Regions from separate parts of the Homo sapiens genome. Here region 1 is linked to region 2. A link is an interaction called in ENCODE POLR2A ChIA-PET data of the cell type or tissue named here. Cell type or tissue: IMR-90. All regions are shown on one strand. Each heading gives the region's core, and the rest is flanking DNA. Links, peaks and the distances in the headings are about the cores only. Region 1 overlaps SLK (STE20 like kinase). Region 2 has its middle 13 kb from the start of COL17A1.

Region 1 (5,387 bases), core at 87-5,086, 70 kb before region 2:
CAGAATACTTTTTTAAAAGTTTAAATTAAATATTTAGGCACGTCAGGAATTACTTTTCCTTATTTTGAAATGAGGCTACTTATGTCTTGGTTTTATTTTGTTCCATGTTTAAATCATTCACTTTGATTTGAGTGGGAAAAGCCTGAAGCCTTTATCATGTGGTTGCTGGTGTGTGTAATTATTAATGAAATGTTCACTCCTAGTCCCTTATGAGGCTTAGAATTTCAACCACGTGTCAGGTCAGACAGTATTATAAACTGTACTTTGCTGTCTGAGACAGCACATTTGTGAATGATGCTTGCTGCCTGCCATTTTCAACCTATTCTCTCTTAAGAGTGCTAGGTACCAAATTGTGAAAGTTTGTTTTCAGTTATATTACTTTTGAGGCTGGTGAAAAATTTAAATGTAACTTTGTGGGAACACTGATTCATATTTAGAAAATGTAAATGTCTGTAGCACTTTCTTGCAGTTAATTTGAAAACTTTGGATGCTGAACCTTGTTTGTCAGTGATTTAGATGATTTAAAAATGCATGTGTGATTTGAATTTTATAATTGTTTTGACAAGCATAATTTACTTGGACAACTTCGTAGGTAGCCTTAACTTCTGGCCAAGTTTGTTTTTTATATAAATATATATACATATATACATATTATGTATGGTTGTAAATTCATACACTTATCACATGAATGTGTTACTGTATACAAAACTCTTAATGCTTTATTCTCAAATGCTGGGTTGAAAAATGTTTTGAAAGCCTTTTAAAATATATATCTTTATAAAGTAATATTCAGGATGATGATAAAAATTGTTTATATTGTTATGATAAAAATGACAGTATAATGTTGCCCAGTGTATTTAATGATTTATTTGAAGAGGGATTGGGAAGGAACGTCTTCATACCACTTTCTCCTTTGAAATTTTCAGTTTATTGACTTTTAAAAAATGAATACCTCAGGCAGTAGACATTTTTTTTCTAGTATCATTTAATTGATACCCTGTGCGCTAAATAGTGTGTGGTGCCTGATTAATTTGGTCTGAATATTTGATTCTTTCTGTTCCTTTCAACTTGACATTCAGATTATTGACTCAAGGAGAGAGGCTCAGAGTGGAATGGTTGGCGCTGTGGGTAAGGTTGGATCTCCCTTAAAACTGCCTTTTGGATTCAGTGTTTGTGCTTGAGTTCGCTTTCAAATATGACCATAATCGTGTGGGTGCAAGACTGTACAGTGATACATATGTAGAGGTAAAGCATTCATTTTAATACTTAAAGTTATATAAATCTTTTCAAAAAGTGTTTTGTTATAAAATACGCTGTTTGTACCCATACCAGCCCACCTCTTCTGAGGCCCTGTATTCAAATAGATGATAGTGATCTATCTTTCCTGCATGAAGTGTAGGTGGCGAGTGGGCGAGGGGCGCAGACTTCTTTGAAATCGAAGGGTACAGTCAAATCTACTGCTGATTTGGTTGTTTTGTTGCTGTGGCAGAATATGCCATGAAACACATACAGACTTCTCCGAACGTGCACCCTCATCAGCCACCTCCTCCCCTCTTTCCCTGAGTGCTGTGAACACAGCAGACCTGCACACTTCTGCAGATCCAGCTCCTACAGCTTGGGGCACTAGGCTGCCTTTCCTAGTCCTGTCAACAACCATACAGTGCGAATTGCTGAATTAGCTGCTATTCTATGTGGAGTCACATTAAGCTTTTTCTTATCTTTTTCTATGGGGAAGCTATAGGGTGGGTAAGGAAAAAATGTTGAATGCTTTTACTTTGCTGAAAATATTAGAACTCTCTTGTGACAGGATACAGCAAATTATAATTAAATATAAATTACCAGAACCAGAGCTACCTCTAAGTCATACTTCCTCAAGCACAAAGCTCTCAGGCATATGAGACCCACCTTAATGAAGGGTCTCTGATTTCTTGAGCATCAGCGAGTTTCAGAAGTGACTATTTTTTTGTACTCTTCTAGTTTCCTTGTAACTATACACTTTTTCCCATTCCACACTGTGCTTAAATGACAAAGACTCTTCTGAGAAGCCAAATTCTGTCCAAGTATTAACTAGAGATATTGTTGATTAAAGAAAATCTAGAACTGAAGTGAAAGAAGAGAGTTCCAGTTCTAATAGTCTTTTGATTAACAATTCTTTTCTGAGAAATGATTTTTATAAGAAATGGGGTGATTCTTTAAATGCTTTTCTTAAGTTGAAGGCACAACAGTTAATGGCTGTATTGTTGCTATTCCGTTGCTGACATGTTTTTGATAAAGCTTTAACATTCCTGCTACTAATTTTGGCGGAGAGTGTTTGCCAGGTTTCAATGTGGGCTGCAGCTTTTTGTGCTCCTTCTCTGGTTTGCAGTGTAATGAGTTCATAAGCTAAATTTTCAGAAAGAATTTTGTTTAAGATTATGCCTCTTATCTACTTGAGAGCAACATGTCTTTTCAATCATGGGATTGACACATGAAAAATAAAGTTATTTCTTAATCAATTTTGGGAAGCAGTCTTTTATTGAGAATCTTTGAAACTGGAGTGTCCTGCCTGAGAACACTTTGCAGTTGTTGGTCCTAGTTATATTGTAAAACTTGCAGTCCCCGCAGGTCTTCTGACCCTTCCAGAGTTAGTATTCCTAGCTGTGTGTAGTCCACAGCATACACGCAAACACACACACACTCAAATGTAGTTTTTAGTGATAACTTGCTGGGGGTTGTCTTTCAGAATGCAAACCCCTCCTTTGGGAGGTGCTTAAAATATTTCTATCAGCCTATGTATATATGTGTATGTTTTTAATTTCTTTTCCTCTTGGGATGGATGATTTTTCTCACCAAGCATTTCACAAATCATATGACCTCACTTCTGCAAAAATAGTCTCTTCGTCATTGATAACGTTCATGCAAGATTCAGTAGACGCTAGGCAGCATCACTCGGCACGTGTCCAGCTGGAGGGAGGCATGGAGTGTCATTTTCTAATCTGGGAGCGTTGTGCACTATTGAGCTCATTCTTGACTTAAAAAAAAAAAATGAAACAAAAGAGGCTAACATCCATTGCCATCCAGCTGAGGACATAACCTCATATCTGCCCATCCTCTTTCTGAGTTTTGTCCAGAGAAGGTAGTAAGTTTGGACTTGTACCCTATTTTACTTGAGCTAAAACTTGATGAAGACTTTGGGTATCTTAGGTAGATCTAGTAACAAGGAAAAAACTCCTATGTCTTGATTAATCAAGATAAGGATCACTATTAAAGGGGATATAATACTTGAACCCCTAAAGCTACTTTTTTTTAAAGGGTCAAAACATCTTTTTCCCCCCTTTTTTTGGAAGTTACTTTTAATAAGTGTAAAAGCTACAATTAAAAAGTAAAAAATTCAGCCTTTGGGTAAAACTAATGAATTCTTTTGAAAAAAAATTATTTAAAAAGCACAATTCCTTTATTATACACAATAGTTTTGCTTAGTAAAACTCAAGTTGTTTGAAATCTGGAGGCTGTATGAACTAATTTTTATTTTATTTTTGTTTTATTTTTTGAGATGGAGTCTTGCCGGCTGGAGTGCAGTGGCACGTTCTCAGCTCACTGCAACCTTCACCTCCTGGGTTCAAGTGATTCTTCAGCCTCAGCCTCCCGAGTAGCTGGGATCACAGGTGCCCGCCACCATGCCGGCTAATTTTTTTGTATTTTTAGTAGAGATGGGGTTTTGCCATGTTGCTCAGGCTGGTCTCGAACTCCTGGGCTTAAGCAATCTGCCCGCCTCGGCCTCCCGAAATTCTGGGATTACAGGCATGAGCCACCGCGCCCAGCCTTATTTTTAAAAAATTCTCATTAATTCATAGCAGGCAATTATCAGGATATAATAAAAGAGGCAAAAAGACCACGTAGAGTGTGTAGTGCTTGACTGGTTGTTGCCGTTAGCGGTTGTTTGATATAGAGGAAACAAGTGGAGTGTTTTTTCTGGGATAATATGAGATACTCAGCAGAGACCTTATGGAAAATAAAGTCTTTTTAGAAGAGTAGTGGTGTAGAAATAGATGCAATTTAATCCCATTTTTAATTATCCAGCAATTTGAGAGTCACAACTTGTAACAAATTCACAAAGTGGCTAAGTAGAGTCTCTTCTCAATTGGAGTGTCTGATTTTACTGTGCATTTCTTTGGGGCATTTGAGATTTGTACATTTTTCTTTAATAGAAGTTTCTATATTCCATATATTACTTGCCCTACAATCATAATTCCATTGCCCCAGGATAAAGCACTACCTAATTGCAAGTAATCTTCTTGCTCATTTGTTGCATGTTTATTTCAAATAACTTATGCTTGGGGAAAACTTTCATGTGCTTTGTAAAATCCCCAGATTGAGTTCATAGTTGCAGGTATCTAAAGATTTGCCTTTGAAGACCTCAGGGATTGAATGAAATACCAGAAGCTATGCCCCAAAATACAACCACTTTTGTTTTCTTGTGTTTGTAATAAACAGTGTTAGAATCAGACCCAATTAACCCAGACTATTTTTTAATCTTTCTTTGGTCAGACGAATCACATTAAACATGATATTAGAAAAAAAAACTTCTTTAATGGGAAATTTTACGATTGAAATGATGTTTCATCTTATAGACCACAAACAAATGTTTTTAGACATTGAAAAGTGGTTAAAGACCAACTGCGCCCAGTCCCCCAAGTGCCATTTTCTGAGTGCAGAATGGAGGGTGACGTCTTGAGCTGATGCTGTGTCCCCAGCATCAGGTTTTCTGTTTTCCCTCTTCTCCCTTTATTCCTTCCTTGTCCATTGCCCTCAACCTTCTTTTTCTGTTTGCTCTGGCCTGGTTCAGTATAACATATCCATGAACTCTAGTATGGGCCTACGGACAATCATAGCTACAATCAGACTTTCTAAGCAAATGGGAATGTGATATACATATAACCATTAGAAACCCTATCATCACCTCCTAGAGGGGAAGTGAATTTCTTAATTTTTTTAGTTGCAAGAGTCACTTCTTAGCCAACTGACTAGAGAATGCAGAATGAACAGGGGAGGAAGGAGCTGATGGCACAGCCTTAGAACAGTAACCAGAACACACCCCCATCAAGTGTCACCTCCAGGAAGGCGCCCCACCCCCATCCTCCGTTTTCTGGGCTCATATTTAGGTAAAGCTCTAAGACTCCTGAGCCAACTTTTATGTAACTGGCTTTCCTAGGCTGGGGCTTGAACTAAGTAAAGAAGCCAAGGAGTTCAGATCTAGATAGCAGAGAAGTAAGTCTCATTCTAAAACATTGCAACTACTGTTAGAGTCCACCCCATGAAGCTGTTTCAGATTGTGTATCTTTGACTGAATTCTATAAGTATATATTGTTCAGACTAAAACAAATGTTGCTAGCTAGGTTGGCTGTGCT
Region 2 (5,387 bases), core at 224-5,223:
TTCTATTAATTGCTTTTTAAAACTTTATATGGGTTATACTTTCTTGTTTCTTTGCATATCTCATAATTATTTTGTTTTTGAAAACTCAACATTTCAAATAATTAATATGGCAACTCTGAAAACCAGATTCTCCTCCCTCTCCAGATTTTGTTGTTTTTGTTGTTTGCTACTTTTTCTTATATTTTGGCCATGATTTTCCTGGACTAATTCTGTAAAGTCTGTATTCTTTGTTATATGTGGCCACTAAAGTCTTTGCCCAGTTAGGTCAGTGGTCAGTTAATAATTGGACAGAGATTTCCTTAAATGCCCTGAACCAATAAGTCTCTGAATCTTTGCCAAGCGATTCTGTGTGCATGCAGGGACACACATTCAAGATTCAGCCAGCCAGTTGACAGCTCTGCCTTAGCCTTTACTTTCTGCTATCACAGAGCCTCAAAGTCATCCATAGGGCCTTCTTAGGTCTTTCCTGAGCATGCACACAGCCCTAGATATGTACACGTCTATGCATGTACATGGTCTTCTAGATTTCCAGAAATATGTTAAAACTTTTAAAAGCCACTATGGATATTTTATCCCCAGTTTTTCCTTTTAAACTTTTTGTTTAGCCTCTTATTTCCCTCAACTGTTATCGATTTCCTTGGGTAGCCACAATGTTAGACAATTGCATTGAATTGTTTTTGACAAATGCCCCACGGAAAAGGCTTTTCACACTGAATGAGCTCTGAGACAGGTCAAATAAAGACAATCTTGTAAGTGGAATCTTCCAAAGAACCACCAGACGGGTCAAATAGTGACAGTGCTCTGTGAATACAGTTTTGAAGGAACTCCGACCTCATTCTGTCCACTCCAGTGGCTGCCAGCCTCCTGCTTCTCACCATGATTGTGGGCTATTGGTTTTCAAAGATACCACAGAGTTGAGAGGGAATGGAATAGGGCAAGTTAAAATGCCACAAAGCTTGCTGCTCTTACTGAGCCATTTTCCTGAATAAATACTTCCCAGGTTGCTGCAAGACTTTGGTTAATTTTCGGAGTTCTGAAAAAGTTGTTGTGACTATTTTTCCCACTTCCCCCCATTACTTCACAGAAGAGAAAATATTAAGAGGTCCTTGGCTAGGTGTGGTGGCTCATGCCTGTAATCCCAGCACTTTGGGAGGCTGAGGTGGGTGGATCACCTGAGGTCAGGAGTTCGAGACCAGCCTGACCAACATGGTGAAACCCCATCTCTACTGAAAATACAAAAGTTAGCCAGGCATGGTCGTGGGCACCTGTAGTCCCAGCTACCTGGGAGGCTGGGGCAGGAGAATCACTTGAATCTGGGAGGCAGAAGTTGCAGTGAACCGAGATTGCACCATTGCACTCCAGCCTGGGCAATAAGAGTGAGACTCTGGCTTAAAAAAAAAAAAAAAAAAAAAAAGGTTCTTACTCCATCATTTTCACTGATATAACTCCTATGGATTTATTTACTTTGTTTTATTTTTATTTTCTGGAGACAAGGCCTCTCTATCCATTGATTGGTTTTTGAATGTAGAATCAACCTTGTATTCTCTGAATAAATTGCACTTGGACATGACACATTTTCCTTTTAATATATTGCTGCATTTTATTGCTGATGTTTTACAAAAAGCTTTTGTGTCCTTGTTTATGAGAGATATTGGTCTATAGATTTTTCTTTCTTGTAAATTTTTTGCCTTATTTTGGTCAGGATAATAATGGTCTCATAAAATAAGCTGGGAATTGCTCATTTTTCCTTTATTTTTCTGGAAGAATTTGTGTAGAATTGGTATTATTTCTTTCTCAAAAGTTTGACAGAATTTTCAGTGAAGCTATCTGAGCATGGGATTTTATTTTCTAGAAAGATTTGACCTACAAATAAAATTTTCTTAATAGAAGCAGAATTATTCAGGTTATCTATGTCTTTTTGAGAGAGCTTTGATGGCTTGTGTCTTTCAAGAGCTCGTCCATTTCACTGAAATTATAGAATTGCATCATATGTTCTATTTGTTGCAATATTTGAGATGTATCCTCTAGGAAAGACATACACACAAGTTAGGGCGATTTACTTAGGAACCATTAATTTCATTTTTTCCCCACAGAATACAAATCATTAGTAGTGTAGCAACAGTAATGGGCTTTGGTCTTAGAGTGAGGAATTGACCAAGAATTTCCAGAATGTTTGGGAGCAGAAGTGTTCAGTACATGTAGCATTATGACAAGGAATCTGTGCGCAAGCACTATCTGTGGACTACGAATATATTATATTATACATTATTGCAATCATAGTGGTTACCTTCCCATTCTGCCCCCAAAATTGTTAATTTTCATCCATTCCTTTTAGTGGTGGATTTAGGAAGAAATGTGACTCATTTGTTGGCCAATGGTACATGAGGAAAAGTGTTTTCAGGATGTTTAGGAGAAGTTTATTGCTTCTAAGGAGAAAAAGCAGAAACAGCCATTTTCTTTTTCAGGACATTGGTACATCTGCATGTGATGTGGACGTGCTAATGCATTACACTCACAAGGGTATCACCACAGTGAGGAGATGAGGATTGAAAACATCCTTGCTCCTCAATGACAACATTGAGAGCCTGAATAAACAACCATGGGACTACCCTACCTCTGGATTCTTTGTGTGTGAGATAATAAACTTCCTTATCATTTAAGCCAATTTGAGTTGGTATTTTCAGTTATTAAATTTGAAAGCATCCTCACTGGTTCATAATAATAAGTAATAGTATGCTCCAAATATATGTAGGTACTGTTATGAATAATAAACACAAATTCATTTAAAGTGTTACTGGAGTTGGAGTAGCGCCCTGGCATTGCCTAATTTTTCAATCAATTGATTACAGAAGTACAAGTTACATCAAAATATATCAAGTTACATGCAAAATATTTTGACTTCACAGAGAGGTATTCACATTTACAAAGGCTGAGAGTGATTCACCCCATATATAAAGACTATAACTTCCTCTTGATAAAGGCCACGTAGACACCCACGACTTAAAAGTACTATGAAGAGATTACTCTCAGAAGATATTAGGAGCTTTGAGAGTAATTTTAGTAAAAGTGGGCATAATTCTAATATTAATATCATAAAATATTAGAGCTCAAGGAGACCTTACAGATTACCTAGTTTGGGTCACCTAGTTTGCAAAATGAGAAGGTAAACTAAATAATGTGCTGAGGGTAGTTAATGGCAGAGTCAGGACTAGTATGAAAGCTTTTTGTTTGCTTGATCGTTTTTCCTATGCCATTCTGTAAAATTGTTTAAAATAATTTTCCAGGCTCTTAGCTATCCTAAATCATGAGGAGCTTAAAGAATTATCAAAAATTTACAGAGCAAATCTATGCCACTAAAATGCTGTGCAAGTTTCAGCAATTCTCAGTGAAATGTGATAGTGATGATGAACTTAAATAGAATAACCCTGTTCTGGTTTTTTTGTTTGTATGTTTTTTGTTTTTGAGACAGGGTCTTGCTTTGTCACCCAGGCTGGAGTGCAGTGGTGTGATCATGGCTCACTGCAGCCTTGACTGCCTGGGCTCAAGCAATTCTTCTCCCACTTCAGCCTCCTGAGTAGCTGGAACCACAGATATGTGTCACCATGCCAGCTAATTTTTTTTATTATTTGTAGGGATGAGGTCTTGCTATATTGCCCAGGCTAGTCTTGAACTCCTGGGCTAAAACAATCCTCTTGCCTTGGCCTCCCAAAGTATTAGGATTACAAGCATGAGCCACTGCACCCAGACAGAATAATCCTATTCTTGATGGTCTTTACCATCCACTCATTCCTCTTGGAAGTAAGAACGAGGCTCAGCTAGCCTATATACTTACAGAATACTTGGCAGCATAGTTAGGATGGCACGTAATAAAATATACTTCATAAGGTAATGTTTTTTGCCATATACCATACATTAATCAGATTGTGTTCATTTCATCAATGTTACGTGAAACAGCAACAGCAGGAAGAGTACCTGAAATGAGATACTAACATTTAAAATAAAATGTTATTATTTTGGAATATCTCAAATCCTCCCTCTTTGGCCTGCAGCTAACATACTTAATTAAATTTTTAAATGAGCTAAATATCATAAACGTTCAATAAGCAATTCTTCTCTCTTCCTAGAACAAACAAGAAGCAACATTAACTTCAAGATAAGTATTTATAATCATCTTGTGGAACTTGCAAGAATATCCTAAATAAGGTTCAAGAAGTGATTCATAACATATGACCATAATTTAAATTACACATTTTAATATGTAATTTTGAAACCAAGTGAACAATCTAAATTGAAAACCTGGAGAAACAAACCCAGACATCACTGGGAAAAGATATCCCAGTTGACTGCAGCTGTATGGATTTACCCCATGTGGAACTCCATGCCAGTGTGCAACGCTGTTTGTTTTTTTAGCAATAACTTGTGAGTAGAGGACAATGTCCTTGCCACAGAAAAAGCACAAAAGGGGAGTTTTCCTTTAAAGGGCTAAAAATGCACCAAGTATTTGTCTTTTGGGTTTCTATTTTTAGTTTGTCTAGGTTAACTCAGGCAGCTGAGGAAGGACTGGGAGAACCAAGCTGTTTATGTAAATCTTAATTTACTTAATTGGCTTATGAGGATTTTTTAGGCTAGGAGGAATAGACACAAATGGATGGCTGATGAAAAGCATGGGAGTTTTCTCTGATGCTCACACAAATAGAGTTGGGGTGGGGTAGGGTGGGAGAATTTCCATTAGCTCCAAGATCTGAAAAGTTAATGGTCAAAGGGATTTCATCACAAAGACTGAAAAGTGTTTCTGAAGTAGAAAGTTAATTTCATTAGATCTCACAAGATAGAAAACTCCATGGCAATGATCTTCTTATTCTCTCAGAAAATTTTTGCAGCCAATCAGACTGCCAAATTTATTTAAGTCTGTACACTTATCTCAGAACACCCTTGGGTTTATTCTTGGGCCTATAAAATAGGAAGAAATGTAAGAGACCATGGGCTATTTTGCCAAATCAGCATAGTGTTAAGACTCATGGGAAGGAGGCCATGGGTTTCCCTTCCCCATCTAGAGATGGAGACTGTTCTGCTAAGGGAAGATCAATATCCAGTTAGAGAAGAGAGAACACAAATCTGAAAAGCTAACACTCCATGGGTAAGCCTGGCTGGAACAATTTAGCATCAACAGAGCGTCAAGTGCCAACCCCACACATAATGCCTACAGAGACCCTCCTGGCTGATTGGCTCTATGAAGCCAAGGAACTGGCTGGCTTTTCCCATTCCCCCACTTCAGTTTGATCTGACTGCTTTGCTTTGTATCTCCTCAGCATCTGCCCATGCTTTTATCTGGGCACCTCAAACACTTTAATGCTCTTGCTTGTTTTCTTAAAGCCCTTGGAAAAACG

Evidence for each region. Peaks named below come from ENCODE experiments on the same cell type or tissue, not always from the same donor. Only the 100,000 strongest peaks of a DNase experiment are listed, where the experiment ranks them.
Region 1: POLR2A ChIA-PET joins it to region 2 with 5 read pairs; 2 of 35 experiments call an interaction of 5 or more read pairs at or near these places.

The regions. Positions count from the first base shown.
Region 1 is chr10:104,026,739-104,032,125 of GRCh38, forward strand. It overlaps SLK (STE20 like kinase), which reads left to right. Exons shown (of 19, transcript NM_014720.4): 19 at 1-2,495. COL17A1 (collagen type XVII alpha 1 chain) reads right to left here. Exons shown (of 56, transcript NM_000494.4): 56 at 4,548-5,387. Among named protein-coding and RNA genes, the nearest start is that of MIR936, 19 kb to the right of the region's middle. In IMR-90, for the core only: a CTCF peak has its summit at 1,617; a DNase peak (open chromatin) is centred at 2,923.
Region 2 is chr10:104,096,571-104,101,957 of GRCh38, forward strand. No RefSeq gene overlaps it. Among named protein-coding and RNA genes, the nearest start is that of COL17A1, 13 kb to the left of the region's middle. In IMR-90, for the core only: no CTCF peak of the experiment used is centred there; a DNase peak (open chromatin) is centred at 2,951.